4 separate regions of the Homo sapiens genome follow, and all the other regions are linked to region 4. Evidence: chromatin contacts called from ENCODE Hi-C or POLR2A ChIA-PET data. All regions are on one chromosome and are shown on one strand. Each heading gives the region's core, a stretch centred on a gene start or an enhancer-like site at or near the end of the contact. The rest is flanking DNA. Distances are from core to core; before and after follow the strand shown.

What was found. A loop is a pair of places that touch in the nucleus more often than their neighbours do. ChIA-PET counts read pairs that join two places held with the same protein, here RNA polymerase II (POLR2A). Pooled maps may share reads with other maps.
Region 1: a loop to region 4 is called in a pooled map, with 9 times the contacts of the local background. The contact joins the promoter of NAB2 here to the promoter of PYM1 in region 4. A Hi-C loop is called at or near these places in 1 of 168 maps with a recorded cell type or tissue (naive thymus-derived CD4-positive, alpha-beta T cell), 5 of 37 single-sample maps with no recorded cell type and 12 of 50 pooled maps. POLR2A ChIA-PET finds 5 or more read pairs at or near these places in 1 of 52 experiments (activated CD4-positive, alpha-beta T cell).
Region 2: a pooled map shows a loop between it and region 4 (5-fold over the local background). The contact joins the promoter of ITGA5 here to the promoter of PYM1 in region 4. A Hi-C loop is called at or near these places in 4 of 50 pooled maps.
Region 3: a pooled map shows a loop between it and region 4 (5-fold over the local background). The contact joins the promoter of MARS1 here to the promoter of PYM1 in region 4. A Hi-C loop is called at or near these places in 1 of 37 single-sample maps with no recorded cell type and 8 of 50 pooled maps. POLR2A ChIA-PET finds 5 or more read pairs at or near these places in 1 of 52 experiments (RWPE1).

The regions. Positions count from the first base shown.
Region 1 is chr12:57,084,550-57,090,751 of GRCh38, reverse strand. NAB2 (NGFI-A binding protein 2) reads right to left here and starts at 1,638. Exons shown (of 7, transcript NM_005967.4): 1 at 1,398-1,638. The coding sequence starts at 1,480. It also overlaps a transcript of NEMP1 not described here. RefSeq lists silencers at 1,427-2,046, 3,047-3,106, 3,287-3,436 and an enhancer at 2,317-2,366.
Region 2 is chr12:54,416,996-54,423,728 of GRCh38, reverse strand. ITGA5 (integrin subunit alpha 5) reads left to right here and starts at 4,463. Exons shown (of 30, transcript NM_002205.5): 1 at 4,463-4,748. The coding sequence starts at 4,531. The region is part of intron 2 of GPR84-AS1 (GPR84, ZNF385A, ITGA5 and GTSF1 antisense RNA 1); the gene reads right to left.
Region 3 is chr12:57,486,305-57,492,584 of GRCh38, reverse strand. It overlaps MARS1 (methionyl-tRNA synthetase 1), which reads right to left and starts at 4,517. Exons shown (of 21, transcript NM_004990.4): 1 at 4,386-4,517; 2 at 3,476-3,566; 3 at 3,240-3,318; 4 at 3,027-3,161; 5 at 2,614-2,689; 6 at 2,206-2,378; 7 at 1,941-2,047. The coding sequence starts at 4,494. It also overlaps a transcript of ARHGAP9 not described here. RefSeq lists enhancers at 3,646-4,592, 4,390-4,779, 4,593-5,540.
Region 4 is chr12:55,924,569-55,931,082 of GRCh38, reverse strand. It overlaps PYM1 (PYM1 exon junction complex associated factor), which reads left to right and starts at 3,189. Exons shown (of 3, transcript NM_032345.3): 1 at 3,189-3,358. The coding sequence starts at 3,322. It also overlaps a transcript of DGKA not described here. RefSeq lists enhancers at 2,918-3,498, 3,578-3,747, 3,788-4,007, 3,499-4,079 and a silencer at 4,098-4,247.

The DNA.
Region 1 (6,202 bases), core at 389-2,888, 1.2 Mb before region 4:
ATCCTCACCTTCCCCTCTAAACACTCAGCAGTCTCAACACTGAAGTGAAGTCACCCATACTAAAGTGAATGTAGGAGCCCAGTCTCCCCCACAGTGGACGCTGCTGGCCAGCTTCATTCCCTGTGAAGGGGCCACAGCCCCAGGTGGCTAAAAGGGAGGGTGTGGCACCTTCCCTGGCTTTCCCACTCAGTGAGCCAGGTGGTGCCTTACTCTTCTCCGCTCAGCTTTTCCCAGGGGTTAAGCATTTATTTATTTATTTATTTATTTATTTATTTGAGACGGAGTCTCGCTCTGTCACCCAGGCTGGAGTGCAGTGGCGCTGTCACTGCAACCTCCGCCTCCCGGGTTCAAGCGATTCTCCTGCCTCAGCCTCCTGAGTAGCTGAGATTACAGGCGCCCGCCACCATGCCCGGCTAATTTTTGTATTTTTAGTAGAAACGGGGTTTCACCATGTTGGTCAGGCTGGGCTCGAATTCCTGACCTCGTGATCCACCCGCCTCAGCCTCCCAAAGTGCTGGGATTACAGGCCTGAGCCACCGGGCCCGCCCGGCCTGGTTAAGCATTCTTAACGCACGCTTCCTCTCTCCCCTCAGAACCTCTCCACCCTTCCAGGCTGCCCAGTGCTCCTCAGTGGCCCCTCTCCTAGCAGTGACACTCCCCACTTCCTCGGTCAGCCTTTTCCTTCAGCTCAGGGGCCGTGGCAGGGGGAGGGGCGCAATTGTTCTGCTCCGGGGCCGTTCCGCCCACACACACTCCCACAGTGGTAGCGTCTGTAGGCGAAAACCGCCCAGGGGCTCCCGCCTACTCTCCTCTCCCATATTTTCCACCCGCATCTTCAAGTGGAGTGGGGGAGCGGCTCAAGGCCTCTTGATGAAGGGGCTGCACACTGAAACTCCCCTCCCCGCTCTGTGAATAAAGGGACAGATATGGGAAGGAACGCCTAAGGCCTCCCTGCCTCCCTCGTCACCCCCCCTTTCCCCCGCTGATGCTCCTTTAACTCAAAGGCACCGGGGGCCCGCGCGCTCCGTGCCAACGAGGGACTGAGGCAACTGAGCGTCCCCCCACCTTCCGCACTGATGCCAGCTCGAGCTCCAGGGCATCCCCTGGTGCTTGGAGGCTCCCACATTCTTTGCAGGGGGCTCTTAGGCCAGATGGAGCCCACAGAGTAAACCAGGAATGGAGATTTGGGTACTACTCTTTCATATCCAGCTTCATCAGATGCTTGCCTGCTCCCAGGGCCCCCTAATTCGAAGACGCACCCCCTTTTCCATCAGTCTCCACCCCCCACCCCCGTCCTGCTTCCCCACGTCCTCCCCTCGACCTCCGCCCTCTGGACCCCATTCCCAAGTCCAGCTCCACCCATCTCCACTCCCCGCTGCCTCCCTTTGCCCACTAACTTGAGTCTGGGCTGCAGGGTCCGGCGGGCGCTGTCCCCTCCGCCCGGCGGCTGCTCGGCTGTGGGGGAAGGCGCTCTGTGCATGGACGGCCGGAGATCACCCGGGCTGCCCTTCTCGGTGCCCGGCGCTCGGCGCCTGCTGCGTGCTGCCCTCTTCCCCGCGCACGATGCCGTGTCCACCGCTGTCCAGGCTCTGTCCCTCCCTCCACGTCTTCTCTCTCCGAGCCTCCGCGCCTCTGTCTGTGCCTCTGCCCCCCCACCCTCCCCGGCTGCGCTTGCCGCCTCTCCGCGCCTCCGCCCCCGCAGGACGCACAGGGAGCGAGGCCCGGAGCTGCGCTGGCTGCCGGGCTGGCGGGCGGAGGGCGTGGGCAGAGCCGGGGGCGGGGGTGGGGGCGGGGGCCGGGGAGGCGGGCGCTGGGGCCTCTCGGCCGCGGAGACGCCGCGGCTTAGAGACTGGGAGAGGCGGAGACGGGGGGGGAGGGGGTGTGGAGCAGGAGGCGGGGGCGGGGATTCAGAGCCGGGGCGCCGAATTGGGGACCGAGGTGACCGAGGCCCGGCTGTGCAGGGCGGGCTTGGGGACCCAGCGGGCGGGGCGAGGTCGTTCTGTGCCGCCCACGCCGGATGCACAGCCGGCCCTCTTGGCGCCCACGTACCCACGTGAGCGCCCCGCCGGCGACATTCCTTCTCTCCCCCACCCCTCCGAGCTGAGAGAGGAGTTTCACAACCACGCACAAGTACACAAAGACACAGAAGCGCACGGACGTGCACACGCGCCTAAACAACTACGGGGACGCCCGTTGCCCATACTCAGGCCTTGTGGTGCTGGACGTGTGAATGTTAGCAGTGAGCCGGGAAAAGTTAGCGAAGGCTGGGCTGTGCGGCTTCTCCTGTGCGTGCATCTGACTCCCGTATAGTGTGCACTTAAGGCGGGCCTGAGAGCGTGGGGCTCTGCAGGGATCTCCTAGATATCCCCGCGCCCCTCCTCAGCCCCAATGGAATAATCTGAGGGGGTCGCTCTCAGAAACCCAGGCCTCCATGCTAGCCTGGAAAGTTTGGGAAACAGGAATGGGAGGGTTATGCTGCACGCCACCACTTAGGTGCGCGTGTTGATTAGACGCGTCGGCTTTTGTCAGCGCGTAGGTCAGGCAGGGATTCCTCCACTTGTCCTCTGTTTGCTGAGGATGAGGCCCTGCCTGGGAATTTTGTGTGACAAAGACGATACCCTTCCTGGGGCCGTCTATTAGGGACCTCGCCCGAGAGTCTAGTGGAAGATGAGTAAGAGGTCGGGAGCCTACGACGTGACTTCCTGCGGCGGAGCTGGAAGGAGGAGCGCCTTGAAGGAGCTTAGCCCCCGCCTCTGCAACCCACCACCGTCTCCCCCTTTGGTTTCTCCTAGCCCCATCTGGTTCGCATTGCACTCCCGCCCACGGCTGGGAGGGCTGTTGGGGGAGGCGGGGGCTCTAAGGGCCCGGCCCATAGACTCTAAGCCCCAGGGAAAGGAGGGGGGGTGGGGGCCGGGGAAAGCGAGCGGACTGGCCACAGGTGAGGTTTCCCCTAGTCCGGAATCTCAGCCCCGCCCCGCCTCTCTGTCCGCACTTCTGAGGGGCTGGGGTGGGGCATGGCGGGGCGTGGAGGCCGTGGACCGGGGCTGGTTTTACAATGTGGCCTAGCGAGGAGACCTTTCCGCCTTGTGGGGTCCGGGGAGAAGGAGCGCGTTGTTGGTGGGAGGATTTCAGTTGCTCAGGTCCTCTTCTCCAACCTATTAAGCGCCAAACACAGTGGGGGTGGTGGGAACGAGCAGAGTCCCGTCTCCCAGTCCCCCGCCCCGCAACTGGAGGGTGCGGCTAGACGGGCTCCCCTGGGGACGCTCCCGACCCCGTACGGGGTGTGGGCGACCCCTCCCCCCCCACCTCAGGTTATTTTGGATCCCGGGCTGCCAGCCGCTGGCCCCGGGTTTCCACGTGCCCCCTCCCTCCCCCAGCCCACGCTCCCCGTGACGCACATCCTCCGCCCACGCAGCCTCTGCTCGAGGCGCCCCCCTCCCTCCCACCCCGGCCCCCTTGGGGCGGCGCTGAGCCTTAGGATCTGGAGGGAGACGCCCGCCCAAGGAGGAGGCGGAGTAGGGCGTGAGCAAGTGAGCGGCAACCTACTGGGCGCGGGGCGCCCGGGTCCCGGTCCTGATCCGGGAAAGAGGGGGAGGGAGGAGCCGATTTTGAGCTCTCCGCTCCCGGGTCCTGGGAGAGGGGGTGCTCGGCCAGAGAGGGACGAGGGAAGAGAAATTCCGCAGAAGGGGCCTGCCCACTCCCCTAGGGGAGCCAGCGGGGGTCCGGGTGCGAACCCGTGTGTGAGAGTGAAACTACCGGGTGTTTGTGTCTTTGTGCCCTTGTTTCTCAAGATTGTCGTGAGATTCGGATGAGAGAATGTACGGGAAAACTCTCTAAATTGTAGAATGCTAAGCATATTTAAGACGCTACTGCCAGTTTGTGTCTCTGTACCCGAGATTATGTATTTATATGTTTCTTTATATCCACTTGTATATCTGTGTTCCTCTCTCTCTCTAGGTTTGTGTATGAGCCCCTATTTAAAAAATCATTGACTTGTCAGGGCCCGCCAGAGGCCCAGAGCGCCCCCGCAGCCCGCAGCCAGAGCTGCCGAGATGTCTGTTCTTCCCGCCCACTCCTGCCACCCCCAACTCCCCTCCTACTCCCTTCCGTTGAGAACAAGGAATTTCCAGCCTGTAGCAAAGGGAAAGAGGCAAAGACAAAGACGGAGACCATGGGAAACTATAGAAAAACATAAAGAGACAGGTGTGTGTGTGGGGGGGGGGGAGTGGTGACAAAAAGGGAGTGGGGACAAATACAAAAATTTTCATTTGTTTCCTGCATGGGACCTGTTCTCCCCTGTGTCCCCTTGGCTCACTCAAAGAAGGACCACTTCTGTGCCTGACTCACCTGCTCTCCCCATCCCCAGTGCTCTCAAAGACAGACCAGAGGAACTGATCTCGTGATAAAAAGGATTAATATTCTTTTATCTGTGCTGGTCTCCTCCGTGAAGGGAAACAGTATCCTCAGTCCTAGTTTTCCAAGAAAAGGGGAAACGATTGCGAGGAAAGGGAGGAAAGTGGGCGGAAGAGGAGTGCAGAGACTGTCGTCCCTACGCGCACGTGTAGATTTTCATCTAGCAGATTGCTCTGCTCACTCCTCCCCCAACGTCTCCACTGGGCCAGATCCGACTCACTCAGCAAGGTTTGGCTCACCCTCTCCTTCCTGGACCCCTTCCACTCCTCCAGGCAGAATTAATTCCTCCCACCCCTCGGTGGCCTCCTCATTGCTCTTTGTACACATTTCCAATTATAGTTGCTTGTTTCAGCCGAAATCCAGGACCTCTCCAGGATAGGCCTGTTATCTGGTGGACCCTCTGAAATGAATAAATTGATCCTATTCACAGGCCTGTGCAACTTTGAAAGGGCACATGACACAGATTTTACTCCCAAAGGGGCTGAGCCTGGGCAAAACTGTTTAAGTGAAGACATTTGTTTTCCATATCTCTTTCCCTTGTAAAGTTTCCAGTGAGTCCCACAAATCTGGCTCCTTGGCCTTCTAAAATGTCCACCATTCTGGTAAATTAATTCACACTCAGATGCTAAAGGTAGTAGGCCGAAGTCCTGGCTGGTAATAGAAAAGTATAAAGTAATGATCCCTTTTTTCTCTTTCAGTAACATGGCAGAATTTATCATCTAAGGAATGTTGTCCTTCAAGTTAGTTATTTTACAAGAAATGTTTCACTCCTGAAAGACAGATAATCCTAACCACTGCCTTTAAGGAGCTCACAGACTAATAGGGGAAATAGACCTATAAACGAATAATTACAACATAGTGCAATAATATGGGTACAACAATGACAGAAGTATAAGAGGGTGAGTGATCTGTTCTGCTTGGAGTTGTGAGGGGCCTTGGTTTAGACAGGCATCCAAAGGAGGTGATGATGCAGTCAGTATGAGATTTCCAGGAGTGGCCAGGGCGGTGGCTCACACCTGTAATCATAGCACTTCAGGAGGCTGAGGTGGGAGGAACATTTGAGCCCAGAAGTTGAAGGCTGCAGTGAGCCTTGATGGCGCCACTGCATCCCTGCACCACAGAGCAAAAAGTGAGTCTCAAAAACAAAAAACAAAAACAAAAACAAAAATTCTAGGAGGAAGGGAAGTCAAGTCAGAGAGGCCAGAAAGTGCATTTCCATGGAGGTGGAGGTATGAAACAGAGTGATATGTTTCAGAAACTATAAAAGGTTGTTCATTATTGCTGGGTGGTGGGTGGAGCTGGTTAGAAACGAGCCTAGGGAGGTGTACAGGTACATTACATTAAAAATATTTTGGACCAGTGCTTTTCAAAGTATGGTTAAGGACCAATTTTTAAAACATTTCCAATCTATTATTGTCCACTACTTTTGTAGAATGCACTAAAAATGAATTATTCAAAAAACAAAATAAACTACCATTTTGTTAGATTCAATAAATATAAAATTTCTCTGTCAAATTCCTATAAAACTTTCTAAATGCTTACACTTAATTTCTGAAATTGTTTCATTACAGATTGGTGACAAACATTGAATAACATTATTATAGTTATTTGTGTCTTTGCCTCTGAGTTTTAGATCATACTAAGGATGTTGGACTTCATCCTGTGGTGTTACTGGAACCATAAAGACTCTGGAAACAAAGACTCATGGCATGGTCAGATCTGCACTTAGGAGCAGAGTGGAGGAAGGATTTATGGCTGCAAAAACAGTAGGAAGGTCAGCTTGAAAAAT
Region 2 (6,733 bases), core at 3,214-5,713, 1.5 Mb after region 4:
ACCATGTTAACCAGGCTGGTCTCAAACTCCTGACCTCAGGTGATCCACCCGCCTCAGCCTCCCAAAGTGCTGAGATTACAGGCGTGAGCCACGACATCTGGCTCTAGTCACAGTCTTAATCACTGGGTTCGGAGTCCTGGAGCAACAATAGAACCCACGAATCTTATTGCTAAGGTCTGCTTTTGTCACCCTAGTAAACATCTTCCATCCACCCCTCCTGTGCTCTGTGCAAACTGGGGATAGAAAAAGGAGAGGAGCCTGGGTTTATTTTAGGCATAGGACACAGGGGAGGGGTTTCTCCTGGGTCAGACAGCGGGTAGGGATGGTGGAGGTGACTCACAGATGATAGAGCCCTCAGTTCCTCTAGGCAGAGACCTGAGTCAGAGAAGCAACAGAGCCTGAGGGTGCAAATGGTCTACTCCTGTACTTTCCAATTTCCCTTTCTTAGACATACACGCACACACACACAGAACAACTCCCCAGCTTCAGCAGTCTCTGGATCCTGGTATAACTGGGCTCCTATTCTACTTCTGGAAATCCCCCCACCCCCGCCTTCAGCTTCATAATTTTCCTAAATATCCCACCTTCCTTCCCTCTGTGAGATCCAACTTCTTTGTTTGCTTGTTTGTTTTTGTCTTGTTTTGTTTTTGAGATGGAGTCTCGTTCTGTCACCCAGGCTGGAGTGCAATGGTGCAATCTCAGGTCACTGCAACCTCTGCCTCCCAAGGTTCAAGCAATTCTCCTGCCTCAGCCTCCCAAGTAGCTGGGATTACAGGCACCCACCACCACGCGTGGCTAATTTTTGTATTTTTACTAGAGACGGGGTTTCACCATGTTGGCCAAGCTAGTCTCAAACTTCTGACCTCGTGATCTACCCACCATGGCCTCCCAAAGTGCTGGGATTACAGGCATGAGCCACTGCACCCAGCCTAGGAAGTTTTATTTCATGGACACCTCAGCCTCTACCACCTCTACCCAATCAGACTTTTTACAGCCCAACAAGACCTGAGTCTGTTTCTTAAAACCAAGGCATCCAGCCTTAGTGTTCTCAGAATTTCCAGGCATTTGAGAATCTTAAAGAAGCCACTGAGTCTCACCCCAGAGAAATCACATGCATATAAACAAAAACTTCCATCCAGTTTCAGAGGATTAATGGATTGTATACCCAATCTTCCCCCACCCCACCCCAAGGACAATGGATCTAGGTTATAATTCCTACTCTAGAATCTTCCCCCATACCTCTGTAGAAACCCAGCCGGTTTACAGGGCTGACATTGCAGTGGGAAAAGCAACGGCTCTGAAATCTACTGGGATTGGGTTTGGATTTACCTCTGCCCCTTTCTGTTGGCCTTCGCTTAGTCACTTCTCTCCTTTAGGCTTCGATTTCCTAACAGTAAAATGAGGATCATGATACCTTCAGTGCTGGATAAGTTGGGATAAATGGGATAGAGGCAGATTAAAGGTCAAGCCCAGGGCCAGGAATACAGCATGTGCTAAATAAACCATTATCAGTACTCCCCACCCCTCTTCCACACTACTAAAATTCAGCATGACCCCTGGCGTTAGAACTTGCACCTGTATCCTGAACTCCTCTGTGGAAATTCACTCTTGTGGTTCTAAAACTCCAGCCTTCAGGGCAAGCAGGCTGGCGACAACAGGAGCCTGCTGAGTGTCCTGGCCTTGCCCTTCACCCTTCTTCCTCTCCATCAAGCAGACCATGATTAATAATGGTCAGTCATCACAGCAAATCATTCCTACTGAGCAATGAAGGGACAGAGGGTACCAAAGAGGTCAGGTTTAAGAGAAAAAGCAGAGGCACTTGGAGACACACAAACTTGGCCAGAGAAAGGCTGAGAGATATACAAGATAGAAAGAAAAAGCTGAGAGGAGATAGATCATTTAGAGGGGCAGTGGGCTTAGAGGAGAAGGCACTGGGTCTGGAGTCTAAACACTTAGGTTCTAGGCTCACCGCTAACTGGCTAGCCATATGACCCTGGACAAATCACTTCATCTCTCTACACCCATTTCCTCTTCTGAAGGAGAAGATTGGACTGATGGCTTCTATCCCCTCCTCACTGGCCTTTCTAGGTCAGCTTCCAGGCCTGGAGGTCTGTGCTGAAGTAGCTCTAATTAGGAGGGGACCCCAAGTTAAGGACGAACCCAGAGCAGAGGAAGAGAGGATCAGGCAAAGGCAGGCATGGTGAGAGGAAAGGCAGGAGGTGTTGGGGCCACTGGGAGAGGACTTATAAGGGCAGAAAGAGCCAAGAGAGGAGGGATATTGGGGAGAGTAGAAAGGCCAGCCAAAGAATGACTAAGGGGCTCCCGGTGTAAACAGGAGCAGGGAATGGACAGGGAGGGGGCCTGTTTGAGTTGGCCAAGGCTAGGGGTGGAGTGGGGAGGAGGACTGGGGCAGGACGCTATGTCCCCTGTCCCCCACCAAGGCTCCTGGGAGGAGCTGAGTCACACACCTCCTTCCCTGCACCCCTCCCCACCCCCACCCCTAATCTCCCAAATCCTGGGAAAATCTAAAGAGTTTGCCTAGACTGAGAAAGGAGAGTGTTTGGTTCACACACGTGTTTTGCTGGGCTAAAAAGCAATCAGGCCTCAGCCCTTCTCCTCCCAAAGGGGGTTCCCAGCCCATGGCTTGAGTAGCTCTCACCTAAAGGTTGCCTTTTTGGCAATGCTGGGCTTAAAGATCCTGACCCAGAGATTCCCTGGGTTCCTCACCTAAGAAAGGGTCAGGACTTGCAGATGTGAGAATGGGATACGGGCCAGCATTGCCCCACAGTCTGGCCAGCCAGCCTCTCCCTTGGGCTGCAGCTGGCTCTGGAGGGGGGCTTTTAAAAAAGCAGATGGGTGATTTGGGACAGGAAGTGGAGTAGCAGAGTGAGGGGGAGAGTCATGGCAGGAAAAAAACATTGACTCTGGGCACTCTTATTCTGAGCCTTTCAGCCCGAAGTGGGGCAGGGGACTGGAGAACAGAAGGGACAGGGTTGACAGGATATTATTGACAGGGTATTATTCTGGAAAGTGAGGAGTCCTGGAGGAAAGAGACTGAAAGGACTTGTAGTCCCCTCCCCCAGACTAAGATAAAGGCTAGAATCCTGAAAAGTGATCTCATCACACAGAGCCTGAGCTTGGGGAAGAGGTGGGCAGGGGGTCACTGCCTTCCCTTTCTAGAGTCCCTTCCTCTACTTCCACAGGGGAATCTGGGAAGAATGGGGTCCTGGCTTTCCGCTCCCATTGTTTTTTTGGTTTTTGGTTTTTGGATTTTTTTTTTTTTTTTTTTTTTGGATACAGTCTTGCTCTGTCACCCAGGCTAGAGTGCAGTGGTGCAATCGCGGCTCATTGCAGTCTCTGCCTCCTGGGTTCAAGTAATTATCCTGCCTCAGCTTCCCGAGTAGCTGGGATTACAGGTGCGGACCACCACATCTGGATAATTTTTGTATTTTTAGTGGAGATGGGTTTTGCCATGTTGGCCAGGCTGGTCTTGAACTCCTGGCCTCAGGTGATCTGCTCACCTCGGCATCCCAAAGTGCTGGGATTACAGGTGTGAGCCACCGTGCCTGGCCAGAGCTCCCAGCGTTTACAGCCATTAGGAGCTGAAGGTTGGGTCCCTTTGCAAGACTTTCCACCACCACCACCACCTCTCACAATTCTCCAGGTTTGTAGGAACCCGGCCAGTTTAATCAAGCAGGTACTGAGGGGCCAGCCACTCGCAGGCTTTTGGTCAACTGTCAGATCCAAGGAAGGGGCTCAGCAGAGGTTTACATACCCTAGGACCAAGAAGGGGGCAAACTGGAGCAGAATCCTCCTGATGAATGACCCCAAACTCCTGGGTTTTCAATACTAGCAAGCTTGGAGGAGGAAGCAGCGGAACTTGAGGAGCCCGTGTAGGTCCTCTAGCAAGCTGACTGCGAACGCTGTCTCTGTACCTCAACTGTTGTGTCCCAAATCCAGCTGGCCAGAACCCAGGCACCCGGCGGCCCCGGAAGGCAAGGGGGAATCCCAGTTGGCCGGACGCCAGAGGAGTCTCCTGTCTCTTTAGACCCCAAAGTCTCCTCCCTAAAGCACTGAGGGAGACCCCACACACATATACAGGCTTCCTCCGCCCACCAGAGGTGATTCCTTTCCTCATTAGGAAATTCTCCGCTCCCTTTTCCGACTCGTTTTCCGAGCGTTTACGTTGTACATCTGGAAAGGAATGGGGAGGAAGGAGGGGGAAGCAGAGAGGAGGGGGAAGAACCCAAACCCGCCCAGTCTAACCCAGTCCAGACAACCGGCTTCCAGCTGGGGCTGGGGAAAGGGGGTTGGAGGGGTGCGCCCCCCCCCCACGCCCCTTAGGGGTGGGGGACGCGGGCTCAGAGTTCCAGGGACCCAGGAATGCCCCCCCGCCAGCCCCCTCGGCAGGCGGGGGGAGGGCTCAGCCGGGAGTTTGGCAAACTCCTCCCCGCGTTGAGTCATTCGCCTCTGGGAGGTTTAGGAAGCGGCTCCGGGTCGGTGGCCCCAGGACAGGGAAGAGCGGGCGCTATGGGGAGCCGGACGCCAGAGTCCCCTCTCCACGCCGTGCAGCTGCGCTGGGGCCCCCGGCGCCGACCCCCGCTGCTGCCGCTGCTGTTGCTGCTGCTGCCGCCGCCACCCAGGGTCGGGGGCTTCAACTTAGACGCGGAGGCCCCAGCAGTACTCTCGGGGCCCCCGGGCTCCTTCTTCGGATTCTCAGTGGAGTTTTACCGGCCGGGAACAGACGGGTGAGTGAGGAGGGCTGGAGACGGGATGGGGGTGGGGGAGCCGCCTGGAGACTGGGGGCGCGGCTGGGGTCTGGAGGGGACCAGGGCTTAAGTTTGAGGGTGGAGTTTGTAAGGAATAGAGCTGCAGTTGGGGGCCCTGGCTAGAGTTGGGGGCCCGCGCTGGAGTAGGGAGGGCACCGTGGCGGGTGAGGAGGGGCCCTGGCGTTTGAGATCAGTGGGGAGACATGTGTCCGGTGGGGAGAGGACACGGAGCTGGAGAAGTCTGGGCAGGGGTCTCCGGGCCAAGGGAGAGGAGAGCGCGTGAATGGAGAGCTGAGGGTCTCTGGCTGAAGTCTGTGGGCTGCTGGGACCTGGGGCGGGTGGGGGCGCAGAGGGGGCGCAGAGGCCGGGAAGGGCTTTTGGGGGCTCCAGGAGACCTCGGGATCCGTAGGGGCCATTGTGCGGCGAGAGAACGGGTAGAAGCCGAATGAGCTACGTGTAGTAGGAGGAAAGTCAAAGACTGAGGGGGTCGGAAGGTTAAATGGGGGCCAGCCTCATCCTCCCCTCCCCCCTCAACTCAGACCGGGGAAAGACCCGAGAGAGGACGGCGGCTCCCTCTCCTTTCTCCTCTGTCTCCTACTCCTCCCTCCGCCCCCAATCTCTGTTCAGGCGAGGGGATCCGAGAACTGGGGGCGAGTGCGGGGACCCTGGCACTGGGGCCCTGGGGCTGGGGGCGAACTCAGCCAAGGGCGGGTGCTGGGATGTGTCGGGAGGGGTGTGTGCGCGCGTGAAGGGGGGTGGGCGGTTTCCCTCTTCCTCTGGCTCTTGGGAGGAAGAGAAAAGCTGGTTTCCTGTAGCTGGTCGGCTGGAGCTGTGCTGAGACCGGGACTTCTGGGGCTGGGGTCGGAAGCTGGGGAGACGGGGGCTCCGTGGGGCCAAGAACGTCAGAATGAAGGACTCAGGACCCTGGAAATCTCAAAGGAGGATCCTTATTCCCAACTCAGCACAGTGATAAGCAGACCCGGACCCCGAGTGCCTAGAAAATGGGGTACTGACAGGCTTGGGAAACAGGAGTTAGAGTGGAAGCAACATTAGAACCAAGGGTGTCTGTTTAAATGTGGGATGGCGGGGAGATTGGGAAGCAAGAGAGGTAGGTGGTTGCTCCTGGGCTAGGCCATAGATGCCAGATTCCTGGTCCTCCACAATGACTGGTGTAATCCTTTTTCTTCTACATCTCTGAGCTGGGAGCTTCCTACTGCTCACCCCCACCCCAACCCCAGGATCTCAGGGTTTGAGGGGAATTCTGTCAGAAGCGACCTGTTTTTACACATGAGACAGTTAACTGATCTCTACTCAGTCCCTATAGTTTTTGGAGAAAAGGGGTTAATCTAGCTAATACAACTGGGGAGAAAGGCAAATTCTCCTTTGTCTGGAGGACTTGGGGATGGGAGAAAAGAAAAATGATTAGGCCCCGACTGTTGTTCTGGGCTATTCAAGGTCCCCACCCAACCCCCACCCCACCCCCCTGGCCTTTTGCCCAAACCCCATTGCATCATCACCCTGGCCTGGAGCCTCTGCCAGGCCTGGTCTCCCCCAGGTTCCCTCAAACTTCTTATCACAGCCCTAATGGAGTAGAAAAGAGGGAAGGAGGAAGGGGATGAGGTCTCCTCCCGCAGATCAGAGTATCTAGTTGTCTGGCATTTAACCTTCTCTTTACTCCCCCCTCCCCTAAATTTCCCTTTAAAACACTCCTCTAAAACATCTGGACTTCACACATTCCTGGTCCCCTAGGTGTCTGTCTGGCCCCTGGCCTGATCCTGTAGTCCCTAAAGTCCTCTTCTAAAACAGGACCTAGCTCTCTCATCCCTTCCCCCTCCCCTTCTGCTCATCTCCCCTCCCAAGAGAACCCAGGTGTCCAGCTTGCACTCCTTCCCTCTCATTTCCTATTTACAATACCCTCTTACAGTGGAACATTCTACCTCCCCAGTGACCTCCTCCCACCACAG
Region 3 (6,280 bases), core at 3,268-5,767, 1.6 Mb before region 4:
ATTCTCCTGCCTCAGCCTCCTGAGTAGCAGGGATTACAGGCACGAGCCACCGTGCCCAGCTAATTTTTGTGTATTTAGATAGAGACAGGGTTTTGCTATGTTGGCCAGGCTGGTCTCGAACTGCTGATCTCAGGTGATCTGCCGCCTTGGCCTCCCAAAGTGCTAGGATTACAGGCATGAGCCACCGCACCTGGCCGTTTTAAGTCTTCACTCAATGTTTTAGAGAGGCCTCTAAATTAGTCACCTCTGATATTTCCTCGCATAGCAACCTCTTCTTTTCCTTCATTGGACTTTTTTTTTTTTTTTTTGAGACAGTCTTGCTCTGTCTCCCAGGCTGGAGTGCAGTGGCATGATCTTGGCGCACTGCAACCTCCGCCTCCCAGGTTCAAGCGATTCTCCTGCCTCACCTTCCCGAGTAGCTGGGACTACAAGTGCCCGCCACAATGCCCGGCTAATTTTTGTATTTTTAGTAGAGGCAGGGTTTCACCATGTTGGCCAGGCTGGTCTTGAACTCCTGACTCAAATGATCCACCCACCTCAGCCTCCCAAAGTGCTAGGATTACAGGCATGAGCCACCGCGCCCGGCCTGGACTTTTCAAAATGTGTAATTCTACATTTGTGTGACAGTTTTTAAAATACCTGTCTATCCTACCAGACAGAAAGTCCCATGACAGCGGAGATCCTGTCTGTCTTGTTCCCCTCTGTATACCCAGCTCCTAGCATGCAGGGACTGGAAAGGAGTAAACACTCAAATGTTTATTGAATGGCAAACATACTCAGAACTGTAAATAATTTCATTTTGACGGAAAAAACTGCGTATGTATAAATATTATCTTAGTGTAGCAGGAGAGTGACAAAATATGTTACTGAGCCTGCAGTCAGGGGCCTTGTGAATTACACAAAGGAACCATCGATAGAATTCTAAAAAGGAGTGATAATAGTCTGTGCAGTTTTAAGCAGTCACTCTGGAGGCAGTGTGGAGTACAGAGTGTCAGGGAAAGAGGATAACAGATGACAAGGTCTGTTAGTATCTGTGTAGTGACAGTGACAACAGAGAGGAGAAGGGGTGGATTCAAAGACTACTTAACAGTTAGAGTCAACGACTTGGTAAGGGAATGAATAATACAGCTAGGGAGAAACGAAGAAGTCTAGATAACACCAAGATTTCTGGCTTGGATTTTTAGGTGGAAGGTGGAGGCTGTTCAACAAAGGCAGGTGAATAAATAAAAGGGCATTTAGCAGGAAAGGTAACAGGTTTGGTTTTGGATATGTTGAATTTGAGATGCCTGTAGAGGTGAAGGAGTCTAGGATAGTATGGCAAATGTGTCTGGAGTTCAGAATACAGATCTGGACTGGAAAAATAGAGTTAGCTCCTATCGGTGGGTAAAAAGTAGCTGAAAAACATGGGTGCAGGGCCGGCACAGTGGCTCATGTCTGTAATCCCAGCACTTTGGGAGGCCAAGGCTGGTGGATCACCTGAGGTCAGGAGTTCGAGACCAGCCTGTCTGGGCAACATGGTGAAACCTTGTCTCTTCAAAAAATTAGCCAGGCGTGGTGGTGCACACCTATAATCCCAGCTACTTGGGAGGCTAAGGCAGGAGACTCGCTTGAACCCGGGAGGCGGAGGTTGCAGTAAGCTGAGATCGCGCCAATGCACTCCAGCCTGGGCAACAAGAGCGAAACTCCGCCTCAAAAAAAAAAAAAAAAAAGGATAGACAAGAAAAACATGGGTGCAGATGGGACAGATGGAGTGTCCAAAATGATAGGCTAAGAGAAAATGTAAAAAAAAAAAAAAAAAAAAAAAGAGATGTAAGAATTAAAAGGAGAGGATGAAAAATTAAAGAGAGATCAGCAAACGGGACCTAGCAGGCAGGTTCTGGCTCTATCAACAATTTCCACTACAAAATCAAGCCCCACTCACATGTGCCATGTCTACTCACACTGGATTCTGCTGGGGCCGCAGCGGGGGCAAACTTTCTAGGCCCTTCTCCCAAGCAGTAACAGCCATAGCAATCTCCTCCTCAGATAGGGTAGCCAGCTCCTCCTCCTATAAAGAGTGGAGAGAATCCCTTACCAGGTGAGGAGGGCCCACAGGGTAAAGAAACTTTCTCCTTGCCACTACCTGAAAAAGTTAGTGGCCATGCTCAAAGTCCATCTCCTAGCCACCTCCCACCTCAGGCCCCAAGGCTCTGCCCTATTCCAAACCTCAGGCTCATTGGTGACAGCCCTTCCCTCAGCGGGGCTGGGCTGGGGCTGCTTTTGGAGGTAAGGCCGGAGAGCCAGGACACCTTGCTGTTTCAGTACAGTCTCTGCAGCTCGCTGACATGGTTCCTGGGTACTCAGTGTCTGGAACCAGCTGTGCAGGGCACTCAGCTCCTCTGTGGGTATGGAAGAAAAGAAAATCAGCAAACATAAGGACCTGGTAGGCAGGAGCGGGCATCTTTCCCCTTCTTTGTGAGGTTTCTCCAGTTGCTTTCCCCAGTTCCCTCAACCATCTTCTGCTATAGTTGCCCAGTCAAGCTGTACCTTGAAGGGAGTTCTCAGTATTCTACTGCCCATTCTGTAACCCCTACACCAAGCTCCTAGGGTTGGAGTGATATGCACAGTTCTCACCAGGGAGGTAGGCGGGATCTTGCAGTAATGGGTATAGGGCTCCCCACAAAACAATGTCGGCTAGAGATTCTGTCTCCTTTGTTGGGGATAGAAAAGGAAAATGTACACAAATGAGACACTCAGTTTCTTCCCAATGGTAATATCTAACATTTACTGAGCACTTTATATGTCAAGCACTGTATTAAGCACTTTATATGATCTCACTTAATCCTCACAATAACTCACTGAGATAGGTACTAATATTATCCCATTTCACAACTGAAAAAAATTGAGGATTAGAGAGATTAAGTGATTTGCCAAGATTACACTACTAGTAAGTGGCAGTGTTGGGTTCGAACACTCTGAATACAGTCTTCCCTCTTAATCCTTACACCATAAGCCTTCCCCAGTCCTCATCTCAAGACCCAACTCACCCCAGCCAGGAAAGGACAGTTCTGACGACTCAAGCTGTGGTCAATGTGAGTCAGGGCTCTCCGCACTGAACCAAGAACATCTTCCCCCTTCTTGCCTTGGACCACTAAATAGTACAGGGCAGCAGACAAAGCTGGCTAAAATGCAGGGGACATGAGTCAGGATGGCCACGCAGAACAAGGGCCTGCCTGACATCCCCCATACCTTAGTCCTACCTGCAGCTCTGTCGCTTCCCATTCCAGCCACTGGTTAGTGAGGTCATCTTGCTCCCAGCCAGATAACAAAAAAAAATATCTGCCCAGAGAGAGAGCAACAGATGATGGACTTAGAGGGGCCCATTTAGCCCATTTCTCATCACACAGGGAAACAATGGCTGCAAATAAAGCCACACAAATGACAGTGAGGCCTGATTTGATTCAGCCACCTCCCTACACCAAGGACCAATACTGACCGGCAGATTGCACTAGTGGAGAAGAGGTAGTTGCCGCTATCCAGCTGCAAGACAGGGACCTTAGGCCGGGTCAGGAACGGGACCACACAATCTGATGCAAGAATGGAAAATGGGTTAAAAAAAAAAAAGGAAAAGAAAAGAAATACTTTGTCAACTTAGGATAACCTTGCATTGTTCAGTGAGTAAAAAAAGAAAGATGGGCAGTCTCAACCCAGAAGTTCCAGGATAGGACCACTGAAAGGGGGTGGTCCGGAATGGGCTGGAGAGGCCAGCAGGTGTTCAGCTGAAACTGCCAGCTGGAAGCAACAGATGGGGACTGCAGAGGAGGTGGTGGTATTGGGATAGTGCTGCAGCCAAGAACTTAACGACTGAAAGTAACTGGGATATCTTCATAATTATCTGAAGGTCACAGTGGGAGAACAAAATTAAAAGAACTGAGAAGACTTACAAGAGAACCTCCTAAGAGTCACCCAAACAATCGGCTGAGAATGAGAAGAGGTAAACAGAAAGGAACGTGTGTGTGTGTTAGGAGGGGAGAGAGGGATTTCCTAAGAACACAAAAGGGTGCCTGGGGGCTGTCATGCTAGTAACTAAAGAGCAGAGGGGGATGCCTGATAGGTGTAGGAGAAGGTTGGGAAGGGAAGAGCAGTTTACTGGGGTGAGGCGGGGACCGGGAAGACGGAAGAGGGGAGGAGAGAGATAAGGGAAGGGTATTATATTGAGGGTAATTAAAGGAAGTGAAAGATGTGACTGGGAGGGAAGAAGGCGTGGAGTGATCAAGGATAATAGGAGAAGTGGTCGATTGGGGTGTGTGGCGAGGGCTAGGGGTTTGGCAAAGACAGCTGCAGAGAATCTGGCGTGTTTCGGTCCCGCCCCCCCATCCACCGCCCACCAGCACCAGCACGAGTACCTTCCGGGCCTACAGTGCTGATGAGCACCTCTGCTCTGCCCCGGGCTCTCCCGGCGGCGGCCAGCACCGGCAAGCAACCCGGGACGCCATCACTCACGAACAGTCTCATTTCGCCGTGAATCCCTCGCTGATGCAACCGGAACCGGCCTCCCGCTTCTGAGTTCAGCGGCCTCCGCGAGGCACGCCGGGAAATGGAGTTCCGTATTAGGCCACTGCCCTGGCACCGCTACCGGAAAGTAGACTATTTCTCCCATCATGCAACGCTAAGACACAGGAAAAGACTATCATCGAGATGAAGAGGCCGCAGATGCGGGCTAGACTGCACTTTTTTTTTTTTTTTTTTTTTTTTGTGAGAGGGCGTCTCCCTCTGTCACCTGGGCTGAAGTGCAGTGGCACGGTCTTGGCTCGCTGCAACCTCTGCCTCCAGGGTTCAAGTGATTCTCCGGCCTCAGCCTCCCATGCAGCTGGGACTACAGGCACGTGCCACCACGCTCGGCTAATTTTTGTATTTTTAGTAGAGGCGGGCTTTGACCATTTTGGCTAGGCTGGTCTCGAAGTCCTCACCTCAGATGATCCGCCCGCCTCGGCCTGCCAAAGTGCTAGGATTACAGGCGTGAGCCACTGCGCCCGGCCTAGAGCAGCACTTTTTTTCTGGAGATCCAGAAGAGACGTTTAGGTTTTAGGGCAAGTCGCACTTTTATCCTCTTACGCTGCTGGAGGGCGGTGACTGAAGCCGCGGCTGCTTCTCTTGTTGTGGAGAATGAAATGGCCATGTCATAACAGCAGCTACTCGCAGTGGCTCTCGATGCAAGCTCTTAACGGTCAGAGTTTTAGAGTTCGGAGTTACCATGTGCGGAATTAGTGACAAAGTGGAAGTTAGTGTACATATCCATCCTATCAACAACAACAACAAAAATGTACATAGGCCGGGCGCGGTGGCTTATGCATGTAATCCAGCACTTTGGGGAGTCGAGGCGGGCGGATCACCTGAGGTCAGCAGTTCGAGACCAGCCTGGCCAACATGCTGAAACCCCGTCTCTACTAAAAATACAAAATTAGCTGGGCATGGTGGCAGGCGCCTGTAATCCCAGCTACCCGGGAGACTGAGGCAAAAAAAATCGCCTGAACCCGGGAAGCGGAGGTTGCAGTGAGCCGAGACCGCGCCATTGCACTCCAGCCTGGGCAACAAGAGGAAACTCCGTCTCGAAAAAAAAGAATGTAGACAAGTAAAATATTAATACCAGTCTGAGTTCATATACAGCTCGACGTCTCATCAAAGGGGTAGAAGAGCATCTCTTTTTTTTTTTTTTCTTTGAGACGGAGTCTTGCTCTGCCCCCCAGTCTGGACTGCAGTGGCGCGATCTCGGCTCACTGCAACCTCCGTCCCCCGGGGTTCACGCCATTCTCCTGCCTCAGCCTCCCGAGTAGCTGGAACTACAGGTGCCCGCCACCACGCTCGGCTAATTTTTTGTATTTTTAGTAGAGACGGGGTTTCACCGTGTTAGCCAGGATGGTCTCGATCCCCCGACCTCGTGATCCGCCCGCCTCAGCCTCCCAAAGTGCTGGGATTACAGGCGTGCAGCCGCGCCCGGCCAAACATCTCTAGGGAAAAGATGAAATTGAGAAGTAAGGCCGGGCGCGGTGGCTCACGCCTGTAACCCCAGCACGTTGGGAGGCCGAGGCGAGCAGATGACTTGAGGTCAGGAGTTTGGGACCAGCCTGGCCAACGTGGTGAAACCCCTTCTTTAGTGAAAATACAAAAATTAGCTGGGTGTGGTGGTGCACGCCTGTCATCCCAGCTACTCAGGAGGCTGAGCCAGGAGAATCACTTGAACCCAGGAGGCAGAGGTTGCAGTGAGCCGAGATCGTGCCTCTACACTCCAGCCTGCACAATA
Region 4 (6,514 bases), core at 1,940-4,439:
GAGTAACAAAGCCTTAGGTTCCTGGAATCGTCCTTCTTACACCTGGGGGTGGGAAGAAGGGGGAGGGGAGACCTCTGACTAGAAGGGTATATGCATGTGTGGGTATTGTGTATGCATACATACACACACATAATATATACATACTTTTGGTGGGGGTTGGAAAGGGAATGAATACATGAGGCCCTCTAGTGGAAACAGGGATATCTAAGCAGTTCTTGATTGTTTCAAGACAGGCTTGTTGGAACAGACTCCTCCACATTTGCCAGAAATATAGCTGCTGAGTAATAGGGTTTGGGAGTATTGTTGTATCCAAACTGGAGATTTCGGGCATAGGTTGAAGAGGGGTCTGTCTCTCTGCTCCTGTGCCCCTCCAAGTCTCACCCTCTCACCCCCAATCATAAAAAGACAAGGGCCAAAGGCCGGGCGCGGTGGCTCACACCTGTAATCCCAGCACTTTGGCAGGCTGAGGCAGGCGGATCACGAGATCAGGAGATTGAGACCATCCTGGCTAACACGGTGAAAACCTGTCTCTACTAAAAATACAAAAAATTAGCCGGGCGTGGTGGCACATGCCTGTAGTCCCAGTTACTCGCGAGGCTGAGGCAGGAGAATCGCTTGAACCTGGGAGGCAGAGGTTGCAGTGAGCCGAGATCATGCCACTGCACTCCAGCCTGGGTGACACGAGCAAAACTCTGTCTAAAAAAAAAAAAAAAAAAAAAAAAAAACAAGGCCCTTGACACTCCCCATCCTGTCTTTACAGTATTTTCTTCACTGTTAGCAAAGCTTCATCTCTCCTTCCTCTATGACCTCCTTAGTCATAGTAAACAAACTCTTCTGAAGGCCTTTTATACACTAAGTCCTGTACTTAGTTCTGCAATACAAGCAAAAACATAGTCCAGTTTAGGGACTATATCAATGAGTGGTGCAATGTGTGTAAAGCCTCTCTGCTCTGAGCTACTTTAAACAAACATACAATGTAAGAATAGGTCCCCTAACACCTCTGCCTATCAGTTTTCTGTCCCTGGATCTTTCATTTAGAAATCTTGGAACGATATTAATCTCTAAGGCACTCAGCTTTCCTTGCAAAGAATGCTCAAAGTAATGCCACCCTATGTATTACCTGTGTTTCTCACTCTATCGTCTTTAGATATGTCCCTAAATAAAGTTGAAGACACTCCTTTTAAGATAGTTTTTGGTACTTCAAAGTGGGGTGTAATGTTATCTCTCGAATAAGGAATAAGGTGGAATCAGTCTTACTCTAGACTTCTTTGTGTCTTCTTTAGGATCTGTGCTCCATCATACCCCAAGTCAGTTACTGGGGGGTGTGGGTGGGGGAAGAAAAGCCAAGAAACATCTAAGAAGGAGGCGTTTAATGCCTACGGTTCCAGGTGCTCATTTCTTTAATCAACCACATCATAAAAATCAGAAAGAAAGAAACCGCAATGAACAAAGGGAAAGGAAAAAACAACAGCCTGTTCTCCCCGGCCTTTTTTGCCCTGTTCCTCCTCAGGGTGGGGGGCCACATCCGGGGCCCCGGGTTGGGTCCCAGGCAGGTCTACTAAGCAGACAATTGAGTTTCACTTCCTGTCAACCCTAGTGCTGAGGCAGGATGTCTGGGGGTGGGAAGGGGGCCTAGGGTTGGTAGTGAACAGGGGCGACTTTAGGTTTCCCTCCTGCACAAAGGTCTATTGAGCAGCCTCTGAAAGCTGCAGAGACCACTCCTGAGGTAGTTCAGTCAAGACCAACGTATCCCATTAGTTCTTAGAGGCTTCATCCCACACTCTCACGTCTAATCATAACAAGGTTAAGGACAAGATGTTAGACCCTGCAGGGCTGAAGTACAATCGGTGAAAAGAGAGCAAGGGTTTAAGACCACAGTGTCACAACACTTGCAATAACAGTGTATCGTATGCAAATACTTTTTATTTATTTATTTTGAGACTGAGTCTTGCTCTATAATACAAGCTGGAGTGCAGTGGCACGATCTTGGCTCACTGCAACCTCCACCTCCCAGGTTCATTCCTCAGCCTCCCGAGTAGCTGGGATTACAGGCACTCGCCACCACACCCGGCTAATTTTTGTATTTTTAGTAGAGATGGGATTTCACCATGTTGGCCATGGCTGGTCTCGAACTCCTGACCTCAAGTGATCTGCCCACCTGGGCCTCCCAAAGTGCTGGGATTACAGGCATGAGACACCGCACCCGGCCTGGAAATACTTTTTAAATGAGCCCCACCCCCAGACATTCTGAATTGGCCTCTAGTGGAAGTCACAGACATGGAGGATGGGAAGGAAGGCAAGCTGCGGCCCCCAGAAAACTTCTGAGGCCTAATTTGTCTTATAAAGGTCCTAGTCAGCCATTGCTCAGTTTTTTAGTTTTTTTTTTTTTTTTTTTTTTTTTTTTTTGAGACGGGGTCCCACTCTGTCGTCCAAGCTGGAGTGCAGTGGAGCGATCTTGGCTCACTGCAACCTCCGCCTCCCAGATTCAAGAAATTCTCTGCCTCAGCCTCCCGAGTAGCTGAGATTACAGGCACCCGCCACCACGCCCGGCTAATTTTTTTGTATTTTTAGTAGAGACGGGGTTTCGCCATCTTGGCCAGGTTGGTCTTGAACTCCGGACCTCGTGATCCACCCGCCTTGGCCTCCCAAAGTGCTGGGATTACAGGCGTGAGCAACCGCGCCTGGGTTTTGTTTTGTTTTTTAAATGGGACATGCTGCCTAGTGTTGGAGGTAGTCACCAATACTTACCTCCTGCCTCCTCCCTGGTTCCAGGGGTACTGCTGGACATTAAACTAAGCCAAAGTGGGGATATAAGCAGGAAGGTAAAAGGGTTGATAAGGAAAAAGCTATATGAGGGTGGAGGAGGGCAGAGTTGACACCTGAGGAGAGGAACCTGCAGCCGGGCTCCTCTCAGGCTGTAGGGGAAACAAGTTTAACAGGACTTAGCCCTGAAGGAACAACAGTTGCTGAAATGGGCGGCGGAGGGAGACCATATGGGTTCGTCTGCAGAATAGGGAGGTACGGCGCAGGGCAGGACTACAAATGGAGTGACACTACGGGACCGGATTATTGGCGAGTTGCCCCGCTTTAGATCCTCAGCGGTTGGACGAGTTTAATTAGAATACTAAGTAGGTCCGCCCAGAAGCTTTCACCCTGCCCTCTGACCCTAGGGCCCAGCCCGAGGAGGCACTCAGGGTTAGGAGGTCTGGGCGAGAAGCAACTAGGGCCCTCATCACTTCGCCGCCGAATCCCCGGCGCCGCCCAGCGGGGCAGAGCCAGGCCAGGGCCGCCCGCCCAACCTGGTCCGCTGCCTCTTCGGCCATGGAAGCTGCCGGCAGCCCTGCGGCTACGGAGACAGGTGACCGACCCGCGGCGCCCTCCGCCTTGCACGCCCCTCCCGCGGGTCTCTGGTGGTTGAGTGGGTTGGCCGACAGCAATCGGCACACGAATTCGACCTCCCCACCTTCTTAGGGTTAGATAGGGTCTCCAACCGTCCCTAGAAACACTTGTGCGCCCCAGTGCGTTCCTGGAGTTTGTCTGCTCCACGTCACCAAGCCGCTCTGAGATCTGGGTGCAGGCCAGAGCCTGGATATTCTTCCTTTCTTCATTTATAAGGCCCCCTTTTTGGGTGCAGGTGGGCCTTGCGCCCTTTTCCCTCGCAGGTCCTGGACGTACGAGGAGTTCCTGGGGATGAGAGGGACTGTGCCTCGGAACTTCTCTTGGCTCCCTGAGGACTGTTTTACAGGCAGCAAGCGCTCAGTAATGGTATCGGTGGCAGTAAAAAGCCCACGGCTTTATTTTATTAACTATTTCAGCTTCTCCACTCTTCCTCCTCCTCCACCTCCGCCCATGAAATGGTGCACTCTCCCTTTAAGACTAAGATGGTGGCTTGCTACGATCGGGACTCCACTTCCGGTGGGGAGGGGGGCGGGACCCCAGCCCGCTCACGCCGGAAGTGGTTTGCGTTTTCAAGATGGCGACTCCCTATGTTACTGACGAGACCGGCGGTGAGTGCGGGAGGCGCGGAGCCGCTTCTCTCCGGGCTCTCGGGGCAGGGGTTCGGACTTGGAAAGGGGTCTGTGCCCCGCCCATCCCGGGGCCCCTCCTTTGCCCCGCCCCCCGGACCGCCTTCCCCATTCATTCTCTCCTACGGGGTGTCTCCTGCGCCCCCTTCTGGTCTCGTGTTTGGGGTCTCTGCTTCCGGTCACCCAAACCCTGGGGTCCTTCAGTGCTGGTCCCTGCTTCAGGACCCTCACGGGCCCTTAGCTTTTCTCCAGCAGTTGGACCACTCATATCTCTTTTAGGTTCTTCAGGCTTGGGGGCTTCTACACTCTCATTTCCCTCCAGTTCCTGCCCTCCTTCTTTTCCCCTCCCCCATCTCAGCTATACTTGGTTTCTGCCCTACCCCAGTCCCGTTTTCATTATTTTTCTCGAAGCTTTATTTGCTGAAGACCTCCTCGTTTCTACATAGTACCTTTTCCTCTCCCGTATCTTCATTTGTTGGGTCACTGAGGTTTAGAGGTGTGAAGGGAAGAGGACCCTAATACAACTTTCAGCTTGAGTTTTCTCCCTGATGGAGCCACCCTTCGCTACCTTCTCCCGTGATGGTGATAGAAATTGAGGGGTCTAAGGTGGGAAAAGGCAAACAGGAAAGTATCTAGTGGCTTTTCTCCGAAGCCCTTTGACAAGTGAATAAAACCCACTATTCCTTCTGGCTAGAGAAGAATTTGCAGCCTGGCTGGCCGAGATGCTGAAGTGTCTGCTGTGTATGTAAGGTGTATGTGTTGGAAACGGAGAATCACAGCTTTTATCATGGTTTTGTCCCTTCCTAATGGCCTCATCTTTAGGAAAATATGCATAGTAGTAATAGCTACTCAATGATGATCAAATAATATATGTAAAAGCAATTTATAAAATACTGTGCAAGTGCAAAGTGTTTCTGTTTTTGTAGCCCTCATATGTGTAGTCTGTAGTCTGTAGAAGCAACAGTGTGCCTGTGCCTTGGTACACACGGTGTTTTAAAATGTGCCATTTTGCTTCTTGCTCTGCTGCTTTCCATGTTCCTTACACCTCAGCCCACCTATTTTATGGTATCTGATGACAACCCAGGTTGCTGCTACTTCTCCCCAACCTCACAATTTAAAGTGGTACTACCTCTTTCCTTCTGTTCTCTACCCAGTAGCTCCTTCATGAATTACCAACTTTTAATGTGTGTTTTGAAAATACTACTTATCCAGTATACTTCTCTTTACTCTTAATCATTTTCTTTACCCTGACTCCGTGAAAATCCAGGTATCACATCTTACCTTACCTTGTCACTAAAAGCTGTTTTCTGTTTTCCGTGACTATGTGGAAGAGAAAAAGGAATAAACTGCTTTTTTGTTTTCCTTTACTATGTCCAGATCATTGATCTACCACTGTCACTCTAATCCTCATGGAAGGTATTGCCATGCAATTATAGCAGTTTCTGTAAAACTTTAGTGTCATCATTTACTGCCCACAGGGACCCAGACCTATTGCATCATATTTTTTTCTCTCCTTTTTTTCTTGCTATCATTTTCAGTGTCTCCAGCACCATTGGAATATTCTGATTTCATAGTTCCTCAGCATGAGACGGTCGACTTTCCTTTGTATTTTCAAACCAGTTGCACATCAGAATCACTACAACCTGGATCTCATCTAGGACACCGCTTTTTCTTCAGCTGCTCCCCATCACTTTAGCCTCCTTACCAGTCACCTATTTCACTATCTTAAACCCACAGGATCAGCTTTTTGTCCTCAAGTTCTCTGGTTCTTGACCTTCCCATTTCATTGAATCTGTCAGTACCTTATGGCCTTTGGTGCTGCCCAGCTAGACCTCTGTGACCAGCCACTTTGATAATATCCTCTTGCTTTCTTTATTCATTTTGATTTTCTATACTAAGCAGGCACTTCTGTTGTCTCTAATGATGGGTATGATTAGAGATGTTTTCTTGGCTTCCGCTTCTAGGCCACAGCATGTTGCTAGAGAAAAAGTACAGAGCTATCAGATTCAATATAACTTAACTTCTGCCAAGATCATGGCTTCTAATTATTTTTTTCTTTTTAAAAAAATTTTTTGCTGGGCATGGCGGCTCACGCCTATAATCCCAGCACTTTGGGAGGCCGAGGTGGGTGGATCAACTGAGGTCAGGGGTTCAAGACCAGCCTGACCAATATGGTGAAACCCCGTCTCTACTAAAACTACTAAAATTAGCTGAGTGTGGTGGCATGGTGGCGTGGGCCTGTCATCTCAGCTACTCGGGAGGTTGAGACAGGAGAATCGCTTGAACCCAGGAGGCAGAGGTTGCAGTGAGCTGAGTTCGCACCACTGCACTCCAGCCTGGGCGACAGAGCGAGACTCTGTCTCAAAAATAAATAATAAATAAATATTTAAATTTATTTTTTATGTTCTTCCATAGCTGTTTCCCCAACCTTTTCCAGATCTGTGTGACCATCCCTTTTAATTCTCCTTCTTTTGGCAGAAGACTTCATT